Regions from separate parts of the Homo sapiens genome. Here regions 1, 3, 4 and 5 are each linked to region 2. A link is a contact called in ENCODE Hi-C or POLR2A ChIA-PET data. All regions are on one chromosome and are shown on one strand. The core of a region is the stretch at or near the end of the contact, and the rest is flanking DNA. Distances in the headings are between cores, read along the strand shown.

Region 1 (2,700 bases), core at 156-2,655, 140 kb before region 2:
TGATCTTCACAAGGAGGAGGTAATGGGTCCTGTCTCTCCTGATCTTCACAAGGAGGAGGTAATGGGTCCTGTCTCTCCTGATCTTCACAAGGAGGAGGTAATGGGTCCTGTCTCTCTTGATCTTCACAAGGAGGAGGTAATGGGTCCTGTCTCTCCTGATCTTCACAAGGAGGTAATGGGACCTGTCTCTCCTGATCTTCACAAGGAGGAGGTAATGGGTCCTGTCTCTCCTGATCTTCACGAGGAGGTAATGGGTCCTGTCTCTCCTGATCTTCACAAGGAGGAGGTAATGGGTCCTGTCTCTCCTGATCTTCACAAGGAGGAGGTAATGGGTCCTGTCTCTCCTGATCTTCACAAGGAGGAGGTAATGGGTCCTGTCTCTCCTGATCTTCACAAGGAGGAGGTAATGGGTCCTGTCTCTCCTGATCTTCACAAGGAGGAGGTAATGGGTCCTGTCTCTCTTGATCTTCACAAGGAGGAGGTAATGGGTCCTGTCTCTCCTGATCTTCACAAGGAGGTAATGGGACCTGTCTCTCCTGATCTTCACAAGGAGGAGGTAATGGGTCCTGTCTCTCCTGATCTTCACGAGGAGGTAATGGGTCCTGTCTCTCCTGATCTTCACAAGGAGGAGGTAATGGGTCCTGTCTCTCCTGATCTTCACAAGGAGGAGGTAATGGGTCCTGTCTCTCCTGATCTTCACAAGGAGGAGGTAATGGGTCCTGTCTCTCCTGATCTTCACAAGTGAACCGAGTTTACCACAGGAACTGTGAGCAGTTGGGGCCTACTGCTCTGGGGAGAGCGCCTCTCACCAGTGTGGCCCTTATCTGTTTGCAAGAGCCGCCTCCTTCCTGGGCCCCAGCCACCTGTGGTTGACTGAAGCTCTCAAATGAAGTTTGACCCAACCACACAACACCCAACCTGAACACCACAATAGGTCTTGGATTTTCCAGGGCAGTCCTGATTTTGAATCTTTATCTCACTGTCTAAAAATGGTATGTTCCAGTTCAGGGCCCAAAAACCTGATCAGCTGCACACTGGGAGTCCTAGGTGAGAGGTTAAAGTGGAGACCTTGCCTTGTTTCTCACTGGCACCCCAGGCTCCCGCCTCTGAACTGTGCCACATGGGAGCACCTCTCCTGCTGCTCCTCCGTTTCCTGAGCCTGGCGCCTGCCCTCCCACTGTCCCAGGACTCATCTGACCGTCATGCCAATGGCGGGCTCACTGGGGTCTCGGGGAGATCAGGCCTTCACTGTCTAATTCATCAGGGACTAGCAGTGGGATGTGGGTTGGGGATGTTTTGGGGTGGACGGGTCTTTTGATGGGTGGCACTCAGGTCATGTCAGAACAGGGGCTGAAGGCAGGTAGAGGCAGGAGAAGCCCCGCTTCCCTCGGCATCCTGCGTGGGTGAACAGAAACAGGAAGCAGAGGAGTGTGACGGGGTTGGAGACACCAGAGCACAGTGTGATGTGATGGCTGCTCTGCGGCTCGTCAATACTGAATCTTCCAAGGGGGCCATTTCCTCATCTATACAAAGGGCCCGTAACTGGACAGGATGTGTGCTGAGTGGCTGCCCAGCTGCGGCTCCTCTCCGAGAACACCAGCCCCTGGCAGTTTCCTGAACGCAGTGACCCCGCTGCGTACCTGTGACCCCACCCCTGACCAGGCCTGGGAGCCTCTTCTGTCTGAGGCAGCCCTGTGGGAGCTGGCAGGAGGAGAGACACATGGAGGGGACTTCTGCGGCTGAGGGACAGCCAGGAGAAGGGCAGTGGGGAAACTTGTGAGTAAGCAGAAGCCACGAGGCAGGGCGAAGGCGCGTGAAGACAGAGCCGCAGGGGCACAAGGAGCAGCTGCAGACGCTGCAGGGTCCCTGGGAAACTGAGTCACGCCTTGGGCACAGTCACTCCGTGGGGCACAGCGTGGGCACTGCTTCTGAAGGCACACCTGCTGCTGTGGGATCCTGAACAACACTCCAGTTCTCCTGAAGATCTGATTGTCTTGATGCCAAACTGATTTCCAGTGTTGCTTTACTTCTAGTTTATCCCTACAATTGTGCTCCCCGGCCTGTGGGGACCAGCATTGATCTCTGTCCCTTGCAACCTGAGACAGTCAACAACTGGTCTCAGTGGTTCATCTGAACCCACTTTACAGAGGAGAAAATAGAGTCATAGAGGTCTGTGTCCAAGGTTGTGGCTGGTAAGTGCTGGAGCCAGGATTGATTCCAGCTTCTTTCCCACTATACCCAGGTATTATTGCTGAAAAAAAGGGAAACCTAGAATGTTATGCCTACAGGGTAGGCGTGAGCTCCCGCCATGGCCGGAGTTCCAGCTGTGTCCTGGTTCTCATCACCCAGACACGCTTTGAACCTGAAGGTGGAAAGTGGAAAAATGCCAAACTGGTTTGAGAAGAAAGGGGGAGAACGTCAAGTGGAAAATATTCTGTTCTCTGCCTCATCATTAGAAGAAAGGAAAGGGGTGTGTGTCTCATTTTTCTTAACAAAAGCAACACAGGAAGAAAACTGTTTATTAAACCAGGCATAGTGGCTCAGGCCTACAAACCCAGCACTTTCGGAGGCCGACGCGGGTGGATCGCTTGAGCCCAGGAGTTCGGGACAAGCCTGAGCAACATGGTGAAACTCTGTCTCTACAAAAAAACTAAAAAATTAGCTGGGCAGGATGCTGTGTGTCTGTGGTCCCAGCTACCC
Region 2 (2,700 bases), core at 165-2,664:
AAGACAGGTCTGTGCCTTTCTCCAAAGATGATTTTGAGGGCTTCAATATTTAAAGGGGAAAAGCAGGCTGGAGGGGGAAGATGGAAGGTATGTTCACATTATTGAAGCCACATGTTGCGATAAAGGGAGCAGGTAGGGCAACAGTTATGTATTTGGCGCTCAGTAAATCGGCACTTTACACAAGATAAGGTGAACATAGAGTGGAGATACTTCACCTTTAATCTGTAGCTATCTGCTTAGGAACAAAAGGAAAGGCAGTTGCATGACTCAGCTTTCAGTTTAATTTTTTTTCCTTTTGGCAGAGTGAATTTTCGTTTCACAATACCAAAAAAAAAAAAAAAAAAAAAGCGGGGGGAGGCTCAGAATAAGGAACAATCCTTTGGCTTGAGTATTTCATTTCATGAAAAACTAAATTGTTATTTCTTTTTTCCACAAGAACGATTAACAGAGCTGCAGACCAGTGTTTGGGGTCATCTGAGTGGAAATTGTCGAGCCGACTTTGGCTCATACGTTCCTTTTCTCGTTAAGGAGGGAGTGACGGGGCAAATCTGCGTGCTGCTGGTGGCGGTGCCTCCCAGGGCTGCTCGGCGGGGACGCCGAGGGCTGCACCCGAGCTCCATCCCGTGTTGGCTGCGCGCCCTCCAAAACCCCGGCTGTCAGCGACTGCGGGCACCTGCACGCCGACGAGACCGGCGGGCGGACAGCGACTCCGGTGAGGGTACTATCTCTCTACCCTCGGGGCGCGGGTGGCAGAGGCTTCCTGTTTTGAGGATGGCGCCACACAAAACAAGCATCCTTAGCCTGAAGGGCCCCGGCCGAAGGGCCGGAAGTGGAAGTGCGCGGCCTTGCCCGCCGCGTTTCCCCTCCTCGGAGTGCTTTTTGTGGACCCTGGGCAAGGGGCTCTTGCTACATAGAGAGGAGCAAAGAACAGGCATCGCCCGGTCCTTAAAGCGGCGGCACCCTCCACGCCCCGCAGTCGCGTCTGCTTGGTCCACAGCCTCCCCTCCCAGGCCCGCGCAGAGGCCCAGCAAGCACCAGTCTGGAGGCAACAAGCACGCAGGGGTGCCTTTGCGGCCACGCACACTGCATCGCAGTGAAAAAGGCTCCCGTTCTCAAGGCGCATGCGCGCAGGCCAGCAACTCCAAAGCCAGGCCTCCAGCCCCGGTTTGCTAGAGAGAAAGGTAGCCGGGAGGTGGGGAAAAGGAGAACAGGAGGGCCCTGTCCGCTAAGGTAGCCTCCCATTGGCTCCTCTTGCTCCGCTCTCGGTCGCGATTGGCTACGGGCCGGGAGCACGGGCCGAGCACGCTCCCACGCGCAGAGCGGCATTCGGCAGGCGGACGGCGGTGCAGCCAATGGGAGCGGCCCGCGGGGCGGGGCTTGTGAGCTGGGGCTCCCCCGGAGCGGGCGAGTTGGTAAACAGATCCGGAGCGCGTGGCGGGCGTCAGCGCGGTGGCCAGCGCGCAGAGGCGGGCGCGGAGGCGGCTAGAAGGTGACCGCGGATCCCAGCTTCCTGCAGCCAGGTAAGGCTGCCACCCGCCGGCCCGCCGCGTGCCCAGGCGCCGTCTGGCTGCGGCCAGAGCTGGGGTCAACACCCACCTCAGCCCTTCTTGCATTCTCTTCATGTGACAGCGCAGCTTCCCCGCGAGTTTCGCTGGCCGCGAGCCTCAGGTCCGGACGCAGTGGGGGCGCCTCAGTTGCAGGGTGGGTCCTCTGCAGCCGTCTCACGTCCCTGGGTCCACCTCAGCCCCTCGTTCCTGCTTCGGGGAGGAGACGAGGGCCACGTGCAGAGCCTTGGGTCCCTGGAACACGCCCGCTGCTTGCCCGACCGCCTTCCCGCTGCCGAATGCCCGTTGCCCATGCCCTTTGGTCGCCAATACAGCTTTGATGCTTCGCTTTCTAATAATGTTGTTCTTCACTCCCAGACCCCCTTGCACTGTGTGTCTGGGGCTCTAGGCTCGTTGCCGCTGGCTGCAGGTTTGGGTGAGAACTTTGACTTCCTTGGCTGGAGCCAGCTGTTGGGCTTCGCAGGTGGGAATTTTGTGTGAACTTGGGACAGGGGATCCTTTTTGATCCTTTCTTCCTTTCGCTTTTCTTTGGCCTTTCCTCTTCTCCAAACTCTGGGGGGTCTTGTGAGTGGTTTGGGCTTACTCCCCTAAACTCGAACCTTTCCGAGGCTCATTCTCACCCATTGCACAGAGGTAACAGCCCCTCTGCCAAACCCTCTTTGGGCGATGGGGAGTGCTGCAGGGGCAGGTTTGGGTGTTGGGACTCCCCATTTGGGTGAGAGATGTCAGGTTCCTGAAGGGTGAGAGGCTTGTGTGCAGTCTTCCAGCCTGAGTCGGGCCTACAGCCTGTTGAAAAACTTGTGCACGTTCACTTGGGCCTTGGATCTACGTGACAGGATTGAGTAGCTGGTCATGCCAGGCCTACCTGATTGCCAAAGGATTTGAACATTCCTTGATGCCAGCCTGCCAGTTGTCACGCTGTGGATGGGTAGGTCATCCTGGCAGGAGGGCTCTTGGGAGACTCTTCTTTTGGAGGAAGGCCTTTCTCCCGAGGAGAGACAAAAGGGGAGCTACAGGAGCAGCATCTGTAAGACTCAGGCGGCTGGGTGCGGTGGCTCACGCCTGTAATCCCAGCACTTTGGGAGTCCGAGGCGGGTGGATCACCGTAGGTCAGGAGTTCGAGACCAGCCTGGCC
Region 3 (2,700 bases), core at 120-2,619, 200 kb before region 2:
CCTTCAAATCCCAATCCTAATACTCGTCTCGCGGACCGGCGAGAAGCGAGGTCCAAGTCCTTGGCTCCTAAGTATGCTGTGTGCGGGGCGCGGCTGACTCAGCTCTCCCGGGCTGAGGACACCCCAGCCACCGTCTCCGGGTCTCCCCAGCCTGAGCAAACATTGGCTATCCAGGGCAACCCGGCAGCCCTCGCCCTGGGCTTCAGGGTCTCCCTGCTCCACCCTCTCGGGGCATCAGAGACCGACCGGCTCGGAGGGAACCTAAGCGGGACCTGCCTTGCCCGAGCCGCTGCCAGCGCCCGGATCTGGGAGGGCGCCCGCGTGCCCGCCGTTTACCTTCCTGACCCTAGCCTTGGGGCTGTGTCTCTCGGCCTACGAAGGCCTGGGCGGGCAGCGGGGCCGCAGCCGAAGCATTTTTCAGGGCTAGCCTTGTCGCCTATCCCTAGACAAGTGTTTTGTGAGTGTGGGCGCACCGAGGTTCTACACGTTCTCTTTACCGGAACCAGTACTTGCTGCCCCCCTGCCGTCGTCCCCTATGGGGGGGTGTCTGTGAGTGTGTGTGTATACACGCGTGTGTGTATACGCCGCACGCGCGCGGAGCGAGTCCGCTCTCAGCGCGCCCTGTTGCCGAGGACGCGACTGCCCCTGCGGGCTCCCGGACCCGCGCCCACTCGGAGGAACTTAGGGGCGTGCATGGCTGCAGCCGGGCAGCAGCCCTAGGTGCACAGAGCCTCTAGCTCTGCAAACCTCCCAGGAGCCGGCGCTCTAACACCCCAGGGCAGCGCCGCGGAGCGCAGGGCTTCTCCGCATCCCGGGCAGCCTCGCCCGGCGCCAGCAGAGCCGCCCCGAGACCCCAGCCTGGGGACTCCTGGAGCGCGCTGAGGGAGGCGGCGCGGAGTGAGCGGCCCGGAAGGCGGGTAGGAGAAATGCGGAGACCTCGTCTCTCCCTATTTTCTCCCCACCGCCACTCCATGTCACCCTCCAAAATCAAACCCCCTTCCCTGCCTCCCCAGCCCACCCCTTTGCCCTGTTTCGGAACCAGGAACGCCGAGATTCGCTCCAGAGCAGAAAGTGAGGGAAAAGAGGGTTGTTCAGAGGCGAGAGCCATTAAAAGGCCGCCAAACTTACCTGCAGTTTCTCAGATTCTCAGGTCCTGTGTAGACTACATGCCCAGAGGCGCAAACCTCGTAGGGACGAGATGGCTTTAAAAGTAAAAATGCTCAGAAATTATTTTCTCACAAGCTATGGAAGACAAAAAAGAGGAGTGCGAAAGAGGGGGGAAAGCTCTTCGGTTCAGGGGCCCGGCGATCCCGGCAGTGGCGACGCCAAGCCGGCCCTGCACGCCCTTTTCGACCGTGGAGATACTGCCCCTGTCAGTGTCTGCTCCGGGCTACTTCAGTGTTTGTTCAATGCACGATTAAAAAAAAAAAAAAGAAAGAAAGAAAAGTTGTTGGGGGGGGGGGTAGTGGAGGAGGGAGGAGGGAGAAAGGCGGAGGCTTGGGGGAGGAAAGCAGGAAGGAAGTTGTGAGCCTGTCTGGGGTTGAACTCAGCGGAACAAGTTTTTCTTTTCTTCTTTTTTTTTTTTTTCTATTGCTTGGCAAGACGAGGGAGGGAAACACTTAAAAAAAAGTTTCCATTGTTAGCTAACAACAACAAAAAAGGCTTTTAACTTCTGCGGTTTAAAGATATACAATTCATTTTCCACCCCTCAATCGAGGCTTGCTGATGTGTCTAGCTTTATGAAACTATTTTTGAAAAATGTTTTTAATAAAGTTTTGAGTGTATGTCTTAAACAAAGCAAATCATGGGGACCTTTTTAGCATTTAAAAAAGGCTACAATCCTGTATAAACAGTTTGTGTTCTTGTACACAGTTCTGCAAATTCAAAGAAGGTACATTGAGGTCACCTTCCTGCAGAGTTGCAGGTTTTAAGTGCATCACAGTAGTATTTTGGAAGACTGGTTGGTCTATGAGCTGGGGATGGTTTTGCAGTGCAATTGGTAGATATATAAATACACCTTTACATGTCACATTTATTTATAAATGCACACGGCACATGTGACATTCGCATATTTTTGCACTTAATTCTCAGAATTATTTTAAGAAAAAGCATAGTCCTGAAACTAAGAAGGCTTGGGTAACGTCTGAAACCCCTCTTGCTCCTGTAGACCCTTGTAGACTGTCTCCTGTAGACTGGATCATTTTCAAGAAACTTTCTCCCCTACTATCAGCAAAAAAGGGAGAAAGAACATCAGCCAACATTACTGGGCAGGGGATCCTACCCCTTCTAAGCCCTGGCACTGCCAGTGTGTTTTACATAATTCTCTAAATCTTAAACTACAGCATTTAGTGAAAGGAGGGAAAACACAGCTGCACGGCTCAGGAGACTGAAACATCCAAAGCCTGAATTGGTCCTTATATCATGATTAGCTGAAATTCAGATGGAAATTTTGACTTTACTTGTAGCACACAGATCTCTTGCTTGTTTATGTAACAATACTGTTAAGTGAGCAAAGCAACCTGCTGCTCCATCAGGAAGAGGCTCATGCTAAATCTGAAATCAAGAGATCTTCTAGCCAAGAATACCTGAGAATCACACACTGTTGAAAACTTTATAATTTTTAAAAATTAGAAATGGAAGAATTGAACCTAATTACCCTCCTACCCTCAATGGGGCTTTTTTAAAAAAAAGCCCAATCCC
Region 4 (2,700 bases), core at 137-2,636, 150 kb after region 2:
AACACTTACCATCTGAATTCACAGACACAATTCAAGTTATCCCTACCATGTCTCCTTTTCTTATGAAGCCCAGGATCCAACTGAGAAACATGTGTTGCATTTAGTAGTCATGTCTCTTCAATTTTCCTTGGTCTAGAACAGTTCCTCAGTCTTCCCTATCTCTCACAACAGTTTTATAATGTATAGGTCTCTAATTATGTACAGTGACACTCAACCTGGGGCCATCTGATGTTTATGACTAGTCTCAAAGAATTCATTTTTGGCTGGAATACCACAAGAACAATGTTTCTCAGTGCATCCCATCAGAAGGTGCAAAATGTTGATCTGCACAACACTGACCAAACCTCTTAGGCTAAGGGTGTGGATTCAGAATGAGTGCAGTCCCCAAGACATGAGATGTGAGAAAGAAAAGAAACTTTTTATGAGAAATGCGAGCCCCTTTAAATTAGCAGGGCCAGACAGGCACTGAAATGTGACTGCAGTCACATCTTATTCTCCCAGTTGAGCTAAGTAATCTACCAGCTATGTGGACTCCAGACTGAGTGTCACCAATAGCTATAAATTAACCCAACAATGCCATATTCTGGACACCATAACTCATACCCTATAGTTCAACAATGTACAGCCAATCATTAATCAATGTTATTTCTGCAAACCAGTGAGAACTCCTGACCAAAGACTTTTGTATGTTCCCTCTCCTGATTTTTCTTTAAAAACCTGAGCCTCTTTTTTGTTCTCTGGAGCACTTCTCTGTGTTTCCTGGGCTGCAGTCCTCAACCTTGGCCCAAATAAACTCTATATTAATTTTGTCTCAGTTTCTGTCTTTTGGACAACATATTGGAACCTTCAGGCAGCAAAAGACAGTGCTGAGAACTCTGAACTCTCGTATTGCTTCAAACCTCTGCAGGTAGAAGCAATCTCATCCCCTTCCTCAAAGCAGCTATAACCTGAGGCAACCAACCTGTTTTTGCATAAATCATTTATTAACTTCACCTGAAATAGTTACATCAAAAAGGGAGGCCAACTATCTTTAACACCTACCCAATCACTTGTCATTGTCTTCAGGCCTATGATGACAGTTAAGATCACAGCAGAGACTAGATATAAAAGCAATGAAGGTGTTAAAGCATTTTGGCAATTTATATTGGAAGGAGTATGGGCAGCATACAGAAATGAATTCTAAGAGCTGAGAAAGAAAATAAACTTTTTTTATCTGAGGAATGTGAGACCATTTAAATTATCAGGCCCAGAGAGGTATTTAAAATGTGAGAGCAGTCACATCTCACTCCCACCTTGAGCTAAATAATCACCTCTTGAGGCCACTTGCTATGTGGGCTCTAAACTGATGCCAAGTAGCCATAAAATGCCATACACTGGAGACCATGACTCACACGCTATAGTTCAACAATGAATAGCCAGTCACTAATCAATGTTATTTTGTAAACCAGTGAAAATGCCTGTCAAACAACTTTGTATCAGCCCAGCCCTTGCCTCCTTTTGCTTTTAAAACCCTACTTGTAACAAAGACCTAATGGAGCACTCCTCAAGGTAACCTGGAAGTGTGTTCCTGGCAGCTGTCCTCACTTTGGCTCAAACAAACTCTTTAAACATATCCTGTGCCTCAGCTTCTTCCTTCAGGTCAGAAGGGTGTTACCCCAAGGTGGGTAAATAAAAAATTAAATACAGCCAAATTTATCAAATGCACATACTCATCTAGGATTTGTGGTTTAATGTGTTGACTCAATATTCAGGTGTAGTTTTTCACTGCTAGGCTGAGTAATTGAAGCCTGGACTTTGGACCCAATAGTGGCCTACAGTCAATTAGCTCGAGATATTTGACTTACTGAGCATAAAGGGTCTACTGGCTCAAAGAGATGAGAATGTCAGAGTGGACCTATTATGTGCAACCTGGTCAGCCACCCACAAAGCACTCCTTTCACCAAGGCATTAATAAATACACCAGTGAGAGGGCACATTAGCATCCTGGAGAAACACTATGGTAGGTGTCTTCAGATGACAGTCTGCAAATGACAGCAGAAAATGCCAGAATGGAACTGCATTGCCTGATTTTATTGAAAATAACAGTATTCCAGATTGGCTATTGCACCATCTGCTTTACTTATAGCCTGATGCTTCCAAATCCTCATCCTTTCCCTTAAAATTAAAAGTCACACTCATTTACTTTTAATGAGTTCAATGAACGTATACTTAATAACATCTATTTGTGTTTCATTTGGAAATCTGAGGAAAACATCTGTGATGTGTAGACTTCCTATGCTCACCTTATTTGATTATGTATATACTAGAAAGCATGGTGAAAGGAGAGGTTAGGGAAAGAGGATATATGAACCACAAAATGATTCCTTGTTCTCAACCCTAGATTGTATTAAAAGTTCAATTAAATTTCCAACAGTTCTATCAATACTTTCAGCCATTCCTTCTTACATCTACATATATACACATTATTATTATAATATTACAAAGCTTATTTAAAATGATAGTTCTGTGGATCATGATGACTTATTTACCCTTAGAAGTAAACACAGTTTTAATAAGACTTAAAAAATCTTCTAAGGAAAAAAGGGGAATAAGTTCTTTGGTTTTTTTTTTTTTTTTTTTGAGACAAGAGTCTCACTCTGTATCCCAGGCTGGAGTGCAGTGGTGCGATCTCAGCTCACTGCAATCTCCGCCTTTCAGGTT
Region 5 (2,700 bases), core at 48-2,547, 180 kb before region 2:
CCTGTCTCAGCCTCCTGAATGGCTCAGATTATAGGCATGTATCACCACACCCAGCTAATTTTTTTTTTTTTTTTGAGATGGAGTCCCGCTCTGTCACCTGGCTGGAGTGCAGTGGCATGATCTCGGCTCACTGCAACCTCTGCCTCCTGGGTTCAAGTGATTCTCCTGCCTCAGCCTCCACTGCACTCCAGCCTGGCAAGAGAGCAAGACTCCGTCTCAAAAATAAATAAATAAATTGTAGAGACAAGGTCTCACTCTGTTGCCCAGGCTAGAATCAAACTCCTGGCCTCAGGCGATCCTCCCATCTTGGCCTCCCACAACACTGAATTGCAGGCATGACCCACTGAAGCAAGCTCTTAATTAATTCCTATGACAATGCCTAGGGATTGTGGTGGTCAGTGTGCCCTTAGAGAATGAACTGGGAGATTCAGAACGAAATCATCACCCCAGCCCCCAATAAGTCCAAGGATGTTGGATAGAGGGGTGCAGGTGGGGAACAGGGGTACCAAGGGAGATCATGGAATGTTTCCCCAGCCTGCAATCTCCCCTCCTAACCAAGAAGAGAGCAGACGCCATCTCAAATCTCATGATTTATGTTGATGTCATTGTTTCCAGACCCTGCGTCATCACAGAGGGTAACCTTCCCAGGCTCTTCCTTCGGGCTACTGTCTGACACTCAGCATTTCCTGCTGGTGCTTGTCTGCCCCCATCCCCCTTGGCTCTACTGGTTGAGCTATTCAAATGCCTATGTAGGTTCTGCTGAATTTTCAGAACTTCACATGACTCATCCCATGCATTTCAGTGACTGCAAAGAAAAGTAAACCATTCCCGCTGCTAAAGACAGTTGTCTTTATGCTTACTGAGATTATATAAATCTGCATTTTATTTTTGCAACTTCGCAAAGAAACATTTGATGGGGGAGTAATGAGGGTAAGGGCAGGATGGGGAATAAGGTGAAACAGAAGTTACATTGCGCACAAATGCGACATGCATCTGCAGATCTTTTTTTGATTTATTTCTAAAAACATTTTCTGGGACCTGGAGCCTCATGCAACCAGATTTCTTTGCCTGTGACCCCTCTTCTACTTTAAATATGGATCAGTACCTCACTTCTCTGCCCCATTCTCTTGTCTTCTCTACTCTTCTAATTCCACTGCTTCAGCCTCTACCTTTGCTGATGCCTCCCCAAACTGCCCAGCTCTCTTCTCTCCTGAACATCAGCCTTGTGTTTAAGACAGCCCAATGTTACCAAAGCCAGCAAGTCCAAATTAAACCCAGTATGATTGGCCCCTTTGGTGTTTCGATTCTCAGTGAAGGACCTAACCACAACACCTGTTCATCAAGCTACAAACCCCAGAATCTTCAGTTTATCTTAAGAGTCTGGCTTTCCTTCTTATTCACTGTTCCTCACTCCACCTGAGTTAGCAAGCTCTCTCCATTCTACTCCAACTTCCAATGTGCCTCAAAGTCACCACTTCCTCTCCACTGCTGCCCCACTGCTTAGACCCACACTATCCCTGCTTGAACTACGGTGAAAGCCTCCTCATCAATTTCTTTGCTTCTTCATCCATCCACTCATCTGTCCTTCACATACTTATTGAGCACCTGCAATATGCCAAGTACTGTTTTAGCATCCAGAGACACAGGAACAAAACAAACCAACAAGACCCCTGCCCTCATGAAATTTACATTCTAGTGAGGTAGCCAGATAACATACAATAAATAAAGAACTTCCTACCTAAGATGGCAGTTTGAAATTTTCTCACAGAGTTTGATATGGTTTGGCTCTGTGTCCCCACCCAAATCTTGTGTTGAATTATAATTTCCGGTGTCAGAGGTGGGGCCTGGTGGTGGAGGTGATCGGATCATGAGGGTGGTTTCTAACGGTTTATCACCATCCCCCATGTCCTGTCTCATGATAGAGTTCTCATGAGATCTGGTTGTTTGAAAGCGTGTAGCACCTCCCACTTTGCTCTCCCTCTCTCTCCTGCAGCCATGTGAAGACATACTTGCTTCTCCTTCACCTTCTGCCGTGATTATATGTTTCCTGAAACTTCCCCAACCATCCCTCCTGTACAGCCTGTGGAACTGTGAGTCAATTCAACCTCTTTTCTTTATAAATTACCCAGTCTCAGGTAGTTCTTTATAGCAGTGTGAAAATGGACCAATACAGAGTTTTGGTCTGCCAATACCTCAAAAATAGCCCAAAGAAGTAAAAATAAACAAGGCCGGGTGCAGTGGCTCATGCCTGTAATCCCAACAGTTTGGGAGGCTAAGGCTGGTGAATCACTGGAGGTCAGGAGTTTGTGGCCAGCCTGGCCAACATGGTGAAATCCTGTCTCTACTGAAAATACAAAAATTAGCTGGGCATGGTGGCATGAGCCTGTAATCCCAGCTACCCAGGAGGCTGAGGCAAGAGAATTGCTTGAACCCGGGAGGCAGAGGTTGCAGTGAGCCAAGATCACACCACTGTACTCCAGCGTGGGCTACAGAGCAAGACTCCATCTTAAAAAAAAAAAAAAGAGGTAAAAATAAACAAGAGAAATTCACCAACAGCAATCAAATAAGCAAAGAAGCAATGAACTTTGAAAATTGTTAACCATGAAAATAAGCAATATTCTGGGGTAGAGTGGAGAAGCCTGACAGGACTTGGCTCCTCACCTGGTTCCCACGCCCCCTGAATCTGCAGTGGAGACCCAA

The links. A loop is a pair of places that touch in the nucleus more often than their neighbours do. ChIA-PET counts read pairs that join two places held with the same protein, here RNA polymerase II (POLR2A). Pooled maps may share reads with other maps.
Region 1: a loop to region 2 is called in a pooled map, with 8 times the contacts of the local background. The contact joins the enhancer-like site here to the promoter of COQ8A in region 2. A Hi-C loop is called at or near these places in 7 of 50 pooled maps. POLR2A ChIA-PET finds 5 or more read pairs at or near these places in 4 of 52 experiments (CD4-positive, alpha-beta T cell, CD8-positive, alpha-beta T cell, T-cell and 1 more).
Region 3: a loop to region 2 is called in a map of B cell, with 21 times the contacts of the local background. The contact joins the promoter of ITPKB here to the promoter of COQ8A in region 2. A Hi-C loop is called at or near these places in 11 of 168 maps with a recorded cell type or tissue (A673, B cell, CD4-positive, alpha-beta memory T cell and 6 more), 8 of 37 single-sample maps with no recorded cell type and 23 of 50 pooled maps. POLR2A ChIA-PET finds 5 or more read pairs at or near these places in 12 of 52 experiments (CD4-positive, alpha-beta T cell, CD4-positive, alpha-beta memory T cell, CD8-positive, alpha-beta T cell and 9 more).
Region 4: a loop to region 2 is called in a map of PC-3, with 2.0 times the contacts of the local background. The contact joins the enhancer-like site here to the promoter of COQ8A in region 2. A Hi-C loop is called at or near these places in 1 of 168 maps with a recorded cell type or tissue (PC-3) and 1 of 50 pooled maps. POLR2A ChIA-PET finds 5 or more read pairs at or near these places in 3 of 52 experiments (CD4-positive, alpha-beta T cell, CD8-positive, alpha-beta memory T cell and PC-3).
Region 5: a map with no recorded cell type shows a loop between it and region 2 (8-fold over the local background). The contact joins the enhancer-like site here to the promoter of COQ8A in region 2. A Hi-C loop is called at or near these places in 1 of 37 single-sample maps with no recorded cell type and 2 of 50 pooled maps. POLR2A ChIA-PET finds 5 or more read pairs at or near these places in 4 of 52 experiments (MCF 10A, OCI-LY7, T-cell and 1 more).

The regions. Positions count from the first base shown.
Region 1 is chr1:226,797,671-226,800,370 of GRCh38, forward strand. No RefSeq gene overlaps it. Among named protein-coding and RNA genes, the nearest start is that of ITPKB, 60 kb to the left of the region's middle. RefSeq lists an enhancer at 1,638-1,687. Within about 2 kb of position 1,406, at least 11 of the 41 ENCODE cell types and tissues checked have a DNase peak (open chromatin) inside an H3K27ac peak, as active enhancers do; they include CD4-positive, alpha-beta T cell and CD8-positive, alpha-beta T cell, where a contact is called at or near this core.
Region 2 is chr1:226,938,880-226,941,579 of GRCh38, forward strand. COQ8A (coenzyme Q8A) reads left to right here and starts at 1,415. Exons shown (of 15, transcript NM_020247.5): 1 at 1,415-1,520. RefSeq lists enhancers at 85-776, 511-560, 751-850 and silencers at 1,121-1,430, 1,481-1,640.
Region 3 is chr1:226,737,913-226,740,612 of GRCh38, forward strand. ITPKB (inositol-trisphosphate 3-kinase B) reads right to left here and starts at 1,370. Exons shown (of 8, transcript NM_002221.4): 1 at 1,129-1,370. RefSeq lists enhancers at 4-503, 1,127-1,376 and a silencer at 667-906.
Region 4 is chr1:227,092,990-227,095,689 of GRCh38, forward strand. All of the region lies in intron 15 of CDC42BPA (CDC42 binding protein kinase alpha), which reads right to left. Among named protein-coding and RNA genes, the nearest start is that of COQ8A, 150 kb to the left of the region's middle. Within about 2 kb of position 1,387, at least 3 of the 41 ENCODE cell types and tissues checked have a DNase peak (open chromatin) inside an H3K27ac peak, as active enhancers do; they include PC-3, where a contact is called at or near this core.
Region 5 is chr1:226,763,388-226,766,087 of GRCh38, forward strand. No RefSeq gene overlaps it. Among named protein-coding and RNA genes, the nearest start is that of ITPKB, 25 kb to the left of the region's middle. Within about 2 kb of position 1,298, at least 3 of the 41 ENCODE cell types and tissues checked have a DNase peak (open chromatin) inside an H3K27ac peak, as active enhancers do; they include OCI-LY7, where a contact is called at or near this core.